Linked DNA regions of Mus musculus: region 1 is linked to region 2. The links are chromatin loops, found by intact Hi-C in ENCODE. Cell type or tissue: heart. All regions are shown on one strand. Each heading gives the region's core, and the rest is flanking DNA. Links, peaks and the distances in the headings are about the cores only.

Region 1 (5,737 bases), core at 383-5,382, 120 kb before region 2:
AACCAACCAGGCTGCCACCCCACCACCACCACCACCACTCCGGAGCTCCCAAGGACTAAACCACCAACCAAGAAGAACACATGGAGGGACCCATGGCTCCAGCCACATATGTAGCAGAGGATGGCCTTGTTGGACATCTATGGGAGGAGAGGCCCTTGTTTCTGTCAAGGCTCGATGCCTCAGTGTAGGGGAATGTCAGGGTGGGGAGACGGGAGTGACTGGGTGGGTGGGAGAACACCCTCATACAAGCAGGGGGAGGGGGGATGTGATAGGGGGATCAAAACCAGGCAAAACCAGGAAAGGGGATAAATTAAAGTTAAAATTAAAATTAAAGGAACTGTTAACATTCAGCATAATGGGTTGGTTTTCGAAGTCATGGACAACCTTGGGGCTACCTACCTTCTCCATGGTGGTTTCTGTGGCTGGCTTAGTTATGTGAGACCTCAAGATGAATGCAGCTAGGATCCCTGCCATCCTGTTCCTGGAAATTTCTTTGTGGGACACAGTACACAATTTACAGCAAGTTCTACCTGTGGACTAAATGAAGCTCAGAAATTTTGCATCCTCGACTACCTAGAGGTGGGTTGACTTCTTATTTACTTGCTGTGGAGTTACTGGATCAATCATAAAAAAATGTTTTCTATATACCTGGGACTACTCTGCCAAAAGCAAAGGAGAAATTATCCTGACTACTCAGAAAATATGTACATCTGCCTAATTCCTGTTTTTTGTTACCTTTAGACAGGAAAGTCATTTGGATTCAGTCTTCCAAGGAATTACTATAAAACTCCTGGTCTATTTGACTATCCTAATCACTACCAGACAATAAACATAATTGATTCCTTTAGAGAAGATAAAGACCCCTCAGTGCCTCAGCATGATCTGCTGAGGCCCAGTCACTCTTAGCACACAGGAAGGGACTGGACAGATTGTACACCAACCTATACCACTTAGAACCACATCATCGGAAAAACCATCAATTCCCGTTGTGAACCTATTTTCGTGTTCTTTCCCCTTAAAGGCCCATTTTTAATAGCTTCTCAGTGGGCTTCCTCCCCATAGACCAGCTGCAGAACAAGCTCAAAGGTTATCTGAGTGTCATACCTACCGAAACCCCGGAGGCCATCACGTCCACCCCTTAAAGGAAAGGATGTACAGGAAGGAAGTTGGATGTAAGCCTGATGTTAGGGCCTGAGCTTTTCCATGTATTGTTTATTGAAAGCACCTTGTTTGGGTCTCTGGGAAGTGCATTGTATTCTAACTGGGTTCTAGTAAAAGATAATGCCTGGGTTCTTAGCACTGTCTAAGTTTGGAAAGTGTTTTTAGATGAAAATGAATTTTCTACAGGCCCAAAGAAGTTACACAGAAGAAATTTTGCTCAACTATAGGCCATGTGGGATGGATGACTTTAAACTATTAACTAAATCTCTAGACAGAAAAGGAATTCTCCACTCTTTGGTTAGAAACTACTTAACACTAGCCTCACCACCTCTTCAGCCCCTGGCCAATGTTTACTGGCAATAATGTTGTCTGGCAATAATGAAATACTCAAGGTTAGGAAACTTTGACTGGAAATTTTCAGAAATTTTAGAACATTTAGAGGTGAGAGCAAAAAAAAAAAAAAAACCCTCAATATATTTCAGACTGGCACATGTGATCTACTGAACTACAGCTACAAATAGTCTAAATGACCACTTGTGTGACTTACACAGTAGCATCCTACCAATTGTCCAAGAAAGAGATGCTAAGCTGAGCATGTTCTCCAGAAGCTACACATCAAGATAGACCTGTGCATCGCCCATGATGAGACCCCACTGTGGGAGCCATTGGCCATGACAAGAGACTATGCTTCTTTAAAGCTGTCTTTTGTTTGGGTCAGAGGCTTCTGCTGCTCTTCTTAGGCAGAGCTGGGGCAAGTTTATTTACATGTGGAATTGATTTAACATCCACTGGGCTGTAGTACCAAAAAGATTTTTTTTATTTCTTCAATACTACGACACTGAAGCAAATAAGCTTATGATATGGACCTCTTAAAAGATTAGTTTGCTTTGGAAGACTCTGAAATCGTCATTAAAACCATCACTAATTTTAATCGGCAGATTTTATTGAGCAAACACAATAGTAAAGTCAAAATGAAGTAATAGAGACGTAGCCACTAAGTAAAGTCCTCGTTAAGCTTAAATTCTAACTTTGGAGATGGTCGTATAACGTGGTCTTGAAGAACTGATAAAGATTTGGGAAACAGAGCTGAGGATGACAACTAAGGTGCTGGCCTAGCATGGACAAGAATGACTCTGGGTTTTAGTCTCTGTGCAACACACACACACACACACACACACACACACACACACACACACAGCATTTAGAGAATGGATATAATAAGGTGACATATGGAGTATGGCAGAAGGCCATGGAGTAAGACAATGTTAGCATTTTAGACAGTCTCTTTGGGCTGGTGAGATGGTTCATCAGGGAAGAGCATTGACTGTTCTTCCGGAGGTCCTGAGTTCAAATCCCAGCAACCACATGGTGGCTCACAACCACTCGTAATGAGATCTGACACCTTCTTCTGGTGCGTCTGAAAACAGCTACAGTGTACTTATGTATAATAATAAATCTCTAGACAGTCTCTTTGAGGTTTTGCTGTTTAAATGGAAATGTGAGGATAAGTGAGAGAAAAGAGAAAGATTGAGGTTCGAGATCAGCTTGTACCAAGACTCTATGGCAGAAAGACTTTGTGTACTGGAAGAAGAACAGGAATGAAATGTAGCAAGTGACACAGGATAAAGAATAAAGACAAAGTGGTCCTGTGTGAGAAACAGAAAACCCTAGGGCCTGTCTACACTTGAACAAGGTATGAATATCTGCTATGAGTCAGCAAAAACATGTCTGACAAGGGCATGGGCAGGGTGTGATGGGAGGGGGAAATCTATGAGTCAGCACAAAATGTCTGATACCTGATATTTGGAGAACCCCAAAATAAACAATTACATAGTCTGTTATAGAACTATTTTTGGTAGAGTGTGACTTTTCTGTGATTCTACATGAATACAGTCTTACTATCAGAGGCCAGAGCCTTTGCCAGCCTGCCTATGTGTGTTTGTCTGTAGGCTTGTAGACCTGCCACTGTGGGTCACTGTGGCCTGTGTGTCACTGGCCCTGTGCAGCCCAAATGAACTGGCATATGTCTGGATGCTGGCCAGTAGTTGCCTATCTATCAGCAGCCTTTATCAGGAATGCAAATAGTCTCCTTGAAGTCTCTCGACCTTCTAACCTCCTTTCCTGACACCTAAGCATTCGTGTCACACACCAGGTCTGACCAGGACTGGGCCTGGAAACCAGAGTAAGGAAATACAATTAAACAAAGTTTGCTGAGTGTCTGCCCAAGACCAGTGCTATTGTTCATGTTTTCTGGTACAGAGGACTACAACAAACAGCCACTTCCTGGAGGCCTACGAAAATCTGAGTCTTTCCAGAGAGTCAAGAGCTACTGAGCAGCCCATCAGCAGTGCTTTGAAAGTCGTAAGGAGCTCTTTGGGTATTTAAGAAGAGCCTCAACTGTACACATTCGTTAAGCAAGCCTAAAGGGCAGGCTTGGCTTTTGGCACCTTCGAATCCCCAGGCTAAGCAATCAAGGTTCCTTCCAACTGACAAATGAGACCTCTCTAGTCTGCAGGGCCGGAGACTGAGCTGCGCTGCTGAGAGATGAGTAGATGGACTTCTCCTAAGTTTACAGGAGTGGTATGAAGATGTTTGTCAGGGAATCCTTCCGACCAAATAAAACTATAACATCTGAGAGGAAAAGAAGGAGAGAGGCAGAGAAGCCAGGACCCAAGGAGTTCCTTGATTTCCTGCCAGGCATCCCTTTCATTGTGTGGGGGGAAATGATTCAAACCCAAAAAGAACACTCCAAAGCATTTTCCTCTTAAATAAGATGAATTTTCCTCTTAAGTTAGTTCAACGTGAATTCAAGGATTTTTTTTTCAGATGTATACATTTATGAGATTTCTAACTCACATTTTACTTTTCTATTATATTTTTAAAACCTATCAATGGAAACAATGATATTCTGTTATTTCCTCTGCTCTTTTATTTTTAGCCAGATTGAAAGAGTAAATATAGTAGGGACGGCTTGTTTTCAATTCAAATCAGCTCTGATTCTTTATTTTTAATTTTAATGATGTTTTCCAGGAAAAACAGAAATGCTTTGTTGGCGGCTCCCAAGCCCCACCCGACAACCACACCACTGAGAACATAATTACAAGTTTCAGACCAGGAAGAGAAAGGAATTGGTGACAGCTGAAAACAGTGTTCCTTTCTGACTCTTCTTTTCTTCATGTTTTAATAAGATTCCTTTCTCCTTGTGTGGCTTCAGTGATGTCACTGTAAGAAGCTAATCCACCCAAGAGGAGAGAGTCCTCTAGGAACACATTGTATTTTCACATTTTAAAAGATCATTTCCCTTCAGAGAAATCAGAGTGTATTTCAGGCATATTACTCAGAACTCTTCACTCTTTCCATGCAGAGGAAGAAAACAGCTCTGTATCTTTCATTAGGAGAAGAAGAAGAAGAAGAAGAAGAAGAAGAAGAAGAAGAAGAAGAAGAAGAAGAAGAAGAAGAAGAAGAAGAAGAAGAAGGAGGAGGAAGAGGAGGAGGAGGAGGAGGTGGAGGAAAGGAAGGAAGGAAGGAAGGAAGGAAGGAAGGAAGGAAGGAAGGAAGGAAGGAAGGAAGGAAGAGAGGAAGGAAGAAAGAAAGACAATCTATGATGTATTGGTAATTTGAGCCCAACATGGAACTTAGTGGTATATGCTAAAGGCCAGAGAAGGGCTAAGCATGAGCACAGTCGACTTCCTGGTCAGGAGACAGACAGATGGAACCGTGCGCTTCTATCTGCGAGCCAAAGATTAAAACACATTTTGAGTTGGAAGGGAAATTGGCTGCAGACTGAAGCTCTTTCCCTCCTGGGTTCTTGCCCTTCTCTGCCTGTAAACATCAGCCCACACTGGCCCCGACCTGTGTTTGTTAGTCTCCCTGTAAGTGTCAACCCAGCAAGCCGGTCGAGGACCTGGCGAGCCTTCCTTCCACATGGAGGCTTCCTCACTCCTCTTGGCCTCTGTTCAACACTAGTCCATTTTCCCTGATTACCATACACCACATCTGGACAGCGCTTTGGGACCCAGCATCTCTGTTCTCTTCAGGCTTGTAACATGTTTCCTTTAGAACGCCCCAATTACAGCAATCAGAGGTAATCCTATCACATGGGATAGTTTAAGGTACGTGTACCCTGAAGCTTCTCTCTGCATCATCCTCATAACAAGAGCATGAACGATGTGTGCTGGATGCCATTGCATTTAGCAAGTCCTCCTGCATCCAGTTCTTACCTCGTTGGTCCTGTCTCAGGTCCACCTTCACTGACAAATGGTGTCATGTCTATCTAATACTGAAGCTGTTCCATGTGTCTGGCATTCATTCATGTCTCACGGCAGGAAAGCCTCTCTAATAGCGCTGATCACACAGAAGGCAGATCCTCCACAACACACTTTAGAGAAGAGTGGCTGTGAAGTGCAACTTTCCCAAGCTATCCACTAGGAGCTCTAACCACCCTCCATTCACAGCAGACTAGCCACTGTTTCCAGAGCTACCCTGCCCAGTGTAGCAATGACCCCCCCCAAGTTGCCACTGAGAATTAGGATATAGTTGATCCACAAGGAAGAAGCTATATAGTGAAGCGTTAATA
Region 2 (5,724 bases), core at 725-5,724:
ATTAAGGATGTTTTTACAACAGAGACTAGTCTTAACTTTGATTCAAACCCTGCTTACTGAGCACCTCTCTGGTGGACCTGGTGGTGTGCTGGCCAGTGTCTGGGTGGGTGGGGGAAAATGTGGTGCTTGTCCTTGCTTCATTGTCTCCTGGGAGAGATAAGCGCATAAGCACATAGTTGGAGCATTGGGTCACAAACACTGCATCTGGCTTAATGCTGGAAGAGGGAAAGGCTGTGCAAAAAGCCAAGTGGACGTGCAACTCCGTCACCATAGAGGGCACATGAGTAGTCATGAGGACACACACTATAGCTTTTAAACAAGAGAATGATATGATGAAGGCTATGATTCTGAAGACTCCTGAGAGTCCTGGGGAGGAGCTAACTGGAGAGGACAGGATCTGGAAATAAGAATGCCAGGGCTGGGGGTGGGGGGCTGGGGAGGCAGCTAGATGCTAGGAAATCAGAGCAGGACCTCATGGTCAGGTCAAAGGAGTTGCTGAAGGAGATGTATCCATGATTTGCGAGCTGGGCTGGCTTCATTGACATGTTATTTATACCCTCTGCTGTCACTGTCATTATTAACAATAACGGAGTTCCAAGTTTGTTTCCCTGCTAATCACACCAGGACACATGAAAGTCCCCGGCTTTCTAGGTAAGGGGTGAACCACGGCACCAATACTCCAAATGACAGTTAACTCATCTTGTTGTCTGAGGGTGGGTGGAAGGATGAGCTCGGTTGTGCATCAATTTTACGTGCCTGTTCATAAGCAAAGTGGAGCCACTTGGTGGCCTGTTAGAAAGTTCTGAGTCAGATAAAGGATACAGATGTGGACAGAGAGGAGGACAAGGGCAGTTGGTGGAGCCCCTGGATGTGGATGACCGTGTGTGAATGGAGGCAAATAGAGAAGATATGACCTTGGGGAACACTGGTGTTTACCGGATCAGAGATGGCAAAGAGAAATAGAAAAGGTCAAATCCTGGGAGAAGCATCCGAATTGTGTCCTGGGCGCCCGGACGGAGGAGTCTCAAAGAGGGAGGGTGTGGTCATTTGAAGCATATGTCCCTACAGGGACAAAGAGGACCATGGCGTGGGTGTGTGAGTGTGTGTGTGTGTGTGTGTGTGTGTACACTGCACTGCACTGCACTGCATTCAGCTGAACAAGCTAAGAGCCATGGTAGAGATGGAAGCAGGCAGGATTGTGGTGGGGCAGAGGTGGAGCTGTGAGGAAGCAGAAACCCTAAGGACAAGAGCCTGGGCTACAGAGAGGAAGGAATGGAAGACAGGGGCTGCACGGTGCTCCAGGGCTCCTTTCACGGCTAGTTAAGATGAAAGAGATCCAGCAGCTTTTTATATGAGCATGTTGCTCTTAGCAGAGAAGAGGAGGCAAGTCTGAGGTGGGCTCAGTGAGCTCCAGATTCAACGAGACACTGTCTCAATAAATAAGGAGGATAACGGAGAAAGATACCAGATGTCAACCGATGGCCCCCACGCACATGCGTCACACGCAAGCGCAAAAACCCTTATTTAGTTTTTGTTTTTAGTAGTGTTGGTTCCTGTGAGCGAGGTGGTCAGGAAAGCAGCCAGTCTCTTGAGAGTGTTGAAGGTGGCTGACCCTTTATAAAGAGAGAGTTCACTGACCAGGGGCAGGGGGCCAGCAGGACTTGTCTGCTACTGTAGCAAAAGCCAGTCTCAGAAAAGAGGAGTTGTGGGCTGGAGAGATGGCATTGTGGTTAAGAGCACTGACTGCCCTTCCAGAGGTCATGAGTTCAATTCCCAACAACCACATGGTGGCTCACAACCATCTGTAATGGGATCCAATGCCCTCTTCTGGTGTGCCTGAAGATAGCAACAATGCACTCATATACATAAAATAAATAAATCTTTAAAAAAAAAAAACCACCAAAGTGTTAAAGAAAGGAAGGAAGGAAGGAAGGAAGAAAAGAGGAGTTGAATGTCACCTGCAACTTGGGTAGATGTAAACCAATATAAAACTTTAGTTCATGGCCCTAAAGGTTGAGCAAGGAGCATAGGTTGGCATTATATTATTAGACACCCATTGCAGAATGAAACCCTTTCGACTGTAGGGTACTCTCAATCCCTGCAGGCTGTGCAGCCAGCCGTTGGGAATCCCAAGCATCTGCGGGGCCAAATACTGGAGAAACTGCATCGGGGCAAGGGCTGATTTGGAGAATAATTAACACAGGTTTCTAAACTCCAAGAACAGCGAACTCTATGGTCTAATGATTATAAACTTCCCTAGGCCCAATTTCGTTTCAGCTGAGTTAAAAACTGACCAATCAGCCGCTTAATCCCTTCTCCTTGTGATGGCTGGAAAGCAATCACACCTGACTAGTCTAACAGCTGACTTAAGCTCCCTCATTCCAGGGTCAGACTAAGGAACACTTAAGGCAGACAAGTTGGGCTCTTACAAAGGTTTGGGGTCTGTGGTCCCCAAGCTCTTTTTCCTTTCTAAGGTTTCCCCAGTGACAGAGACCTTCTGTTTACCCCCACTTAACCTTGAAGCGCTATGAGAGGCTTCCTTAGAGCACCCCCCCATTTCCCCTCCCTGCGTGCTTAAGGTGGTTGCAGGATTCTGTTTGTAGTGTGGAGAAGGGTGTCTCATCAAAAATCTCCAACTTCCTGGCTGTGTCAACCCTTCCACCGTGAAGTGGGAAAAGGAATTCAAGAAATTACCCGGGATCAGGTAACACAGGTTATTTTGTGTATATTTTAACAGAAGAGAATTCAGAGCTATAACCCCCTGGGTACCAGAGATTATAGGTACGTCCCGAATAAATTCGTGCGCAAAGAATGTGCAGCCACTGGTGTCCTTCCTATGAAATAGGAAGACACCACACATGTAGCACCCACCCACGCAAAGCTCTAGCTCTTTGATCCTGAGTCGTGGTGTAAGGATGCTTATAGGAGCTCAAGTTCCTAAGAGCCAGACAGGTTGACCCTTTTTCTAAGGGCTTAACCTAGCTCACCTCCCTCTAGCGCTAGTTGCCAGAGTTCCTAGCCTTGGGCACATTTCGTGACTCACTTCTTATAAACGTAAATGTATAAGTCCGCGGTAGGTCCTACCGGCCCCCTTTGCCGGCCGATCTACACACCTACCTCCGGGACCAGCCCCGACGCATCCCTCCCCAGCTTGCTCCACTTGGGAAGCGCGCCCAGAAACGGACCCGCCAGCCCACGCTGGGAACTCAAGTACCAATGCCCTACAGCTTCAGCAGACGCTGCCTTAAAACAAAAGAGGCGCCTGGGGAGGTGGGACCTGGACCTCAACCCCCACCCCTAGCCAACTTGCTGTCCTCCGCCCCCTCCGCCCCCGCTCTCCATGTGCGCATGAGCAGAGACGCCTCCCTCGGTTCCTCCCTAGGCGAAACTTTCTAATTCCCTTCTTTGGGCCGGTGGGCTGCCAGGAGCGGGTTGAGCGCTCGCCCAGCCGGGTGAGGAGAACAAAGTAGTTAAGCGACTTGACCCCCTTCCTGGGCCCAGCCCCCGCTTCCGTGGGAGCGGCAGGAAATGGAAGGGCCCCTCTCCTCTCTCCCAACATTTGCCTTTTCTCCCCGCTACCTCTCCAGAAAGGAAGACCCGAAGAAAAGACAGGCAGCTTGCCTGCTGCGTCCTCCTTCCCGTGCCGCGTCCCCTCGTCTGCGAGGACTGGACATGGGGCTGCTCCAGGTGTTCGCCTTTGGTGTCCTAGGTAACTCAGTAAGGGTTGGGGGGAGGGGTGTGCTCCGGCATTAGGGAAGAAAACCCCCAAACCGGTTTGCCCCCGCTTTGAAGGCAGTTTTGGGGGATCGGGGGAGAGAGAGTGGTTGGAAATGACGCCGTGAGATCGCCACCGCTCTCGCTTCGGTGGTGGCCAGGGACCGCGCACGCGGAGCTCCGCGGACCCGCATCCACTGGGTTCTGCGCACAGAGCTCGCGCTCCTGCAGGTTTCCGAGGTGATCGCTCCAGGGCTTTGCACCTTTTACCAGTTAAACGCTGTTTCCCCACTGCGGAAGGCAGGCTCCCTGCTGTGGCTGGGCAGACTGCGGAGGGTCCTGGAAAAACCAATTACGCACAAAAGTGTCGGGGCCCAGAGCAGGCTTCGACTTGGGAACAGATTGGAGCCATGTGGCTTTAATTAACCATCCTTGTTTGTCTCGGGGTGGCACCATGAACAGTTGGGCCGGGTGCTTTGCTGGAATGGCGAAGCGTTGAAGCCACTACAGAGACACACCAGTCGTCTCTAGCTCAGGGCTTCTGTGGCAAACGCGGTGCCTCACCCGGCGCAATCGCCGGTGACCCTGGCGCGTGCACGCGGACATATTTTTGTGCCCCCCCCCCGCCCCCAGACTAACCACACTCACACCGAGGATGCGCGCACTGCCATGTGCACGCGGGTTTTCATTAGCGGGTGTGCAGCGCTTGGCAGGGTCAACCTCACTGCGCCCTGGTCCAGGCACTTCGAAGTGACCGGATCACTCTGTCCACCTTTCATAGAGGGGTAGATCAGAGTAGACAAAAAAGTCAGTTGTATTTTCTGGGTGCTGCGCTCAGCTGACTGCTAGTCAAACCTAATGACGATTCTGAGTCTTTTTTTTTTCTTTCATCCTTCTGTCTTTTCCTTGTCCCAGCTTTCCAGGCCTTTTCTGCGCCTATCTCTCCACCGTGTTTTTTCTATGTAGTCTCCTTTCTTTTTAATCCTCTCTGTCTGCCCCTCCTGCTGTTTTCTTTTGCCCTGGCTTGTCGGTTGCTTTTTTTTTTTTTCTTTCTTCCTAACCTTGTTGCTTTTCTTTTCTGTAGCCCTATGGGGCACCCGAGTGTGCGCTCAGGAACCGGAGTTCAGCTATGGCTGCGCAGAAGGCAGCTGCTACCCTGCCACTGGCGACCTTCTCATCGGCCGAGCGCAAAAGCTCTCCGTGACTTCGACATGTGGACTGCACAAACCAGAGCCCTACTGTATTGTTAGCCACCTGCAGGTAAGACACGAGTCTAGAGAATGCATTGTGGGCTGCATCCTCCTCCTGGCCGATCAAAGGGGCTTGCCCAGGAGACTCCACATCCTGCTGTCAATCCAGATAGGAAGTACAACCAGCAGAGGAGCCCCGGGATGAAGCCAGTAGCTCAGTCCCAATCTCCATTTGCACAGTCGCACCCGCCAAACATTTCCTGCCACCTAACACCACCATCAGTAGGAGAAGCCCGGGGCTGCAGATGAGCTTAGCCTCTGTCCTGTGCCCTGTACGGTCCCCTGTATTTTATTCTGTTGTTATTTATACTGTTTGATCAAACCCTTTTGAAATTGTGTATTGTAGATGGTTCAGTTCTCTTCTTGCATTGTTGGTGTTGGGTTTCCATCTTTGGCTTGAGTATAAGGACGCCCCAAGCGCTGAAGTCTTTTCGAGGTGATTCAGTCAGGATCAGACATACTTCCTTACTGAAAAATGCCCTGGTTGTCATGGCATCATCATAGTGGAAGACGGAAATGAAATTAATGAGGGGCATATGCTTCTAAAAGTGGTCTCAGGTTTTAGATTTCATTGGCCATGTTTAGATAAGAGCTAATGTGAGTTTTATCTCCACCACCGTCCTCCCACCACCCCTACCTCACTCTCCGGGGAAAAATAAAAAGAGGCTGGAAATGGAATGGGGCCTCTGACAGTAACAGGTGTTAGTCTGTGGGTGACCTGGGCTTTGCACATGTAATATAATGGCGTCACAACATGGCC

What was found. Hi-C counts contacts between places; a loop is a spot of excess contacts. Peaks named below come from ENCODE experiments on the same cell type or tissue, not always from the same donor. Only the 100,000 strongest peaks of a DNase experiment are listed, where the experiment ranks them.
Region 1: it touches region 2 in a loop (2.0-fold over the local background); 1 of 42 quality-filtered maps calls a loop at or near these places.

Annotation. Positions count from the first base shown.
Region 1 is chr12:31,142,338-31,148,074 of GRCm38, forward strand. No RefSeq gene overlaps it. Among named protein-coding and RNA genes, the nearest start is that of Gm40361, 23 kb to the left of the region's middle. In heart, for the core only: a CTCF peak has its summit at 3,138; DNase peaks (open chromatin) are centred at 1,144 and 3,294; H3K27ac peaks cover 1,112 bases.
Region 2 is chr12:31,261,893-31,267,616 of GRCm38, forward strand. It overlaps Lamb1 (laminin B1), which reads left to right and starts at 3,401. Exons shown (of 33, transcript NM_008482.3): 1 at 3,401-3,709; 2 at 4,799-4,974. The coding sequence starts at 3,673. It overlaps Gm32899 (a long non-coding RNA gene), which reads right to left and starts at 3,200. Exons shown (of 2, transcript XR_381427.4): 1 at 3,118-3,200. In heart, for the core only: a CTCF peak has its summit at 1,799 (motif pointing left); DNase peaks (open chromatin) are centred at 3,359, 3,989 and 5,059; H3K4me3 peaks cover 3,489 bases; H3K27ac peaks cover 4,618 bases.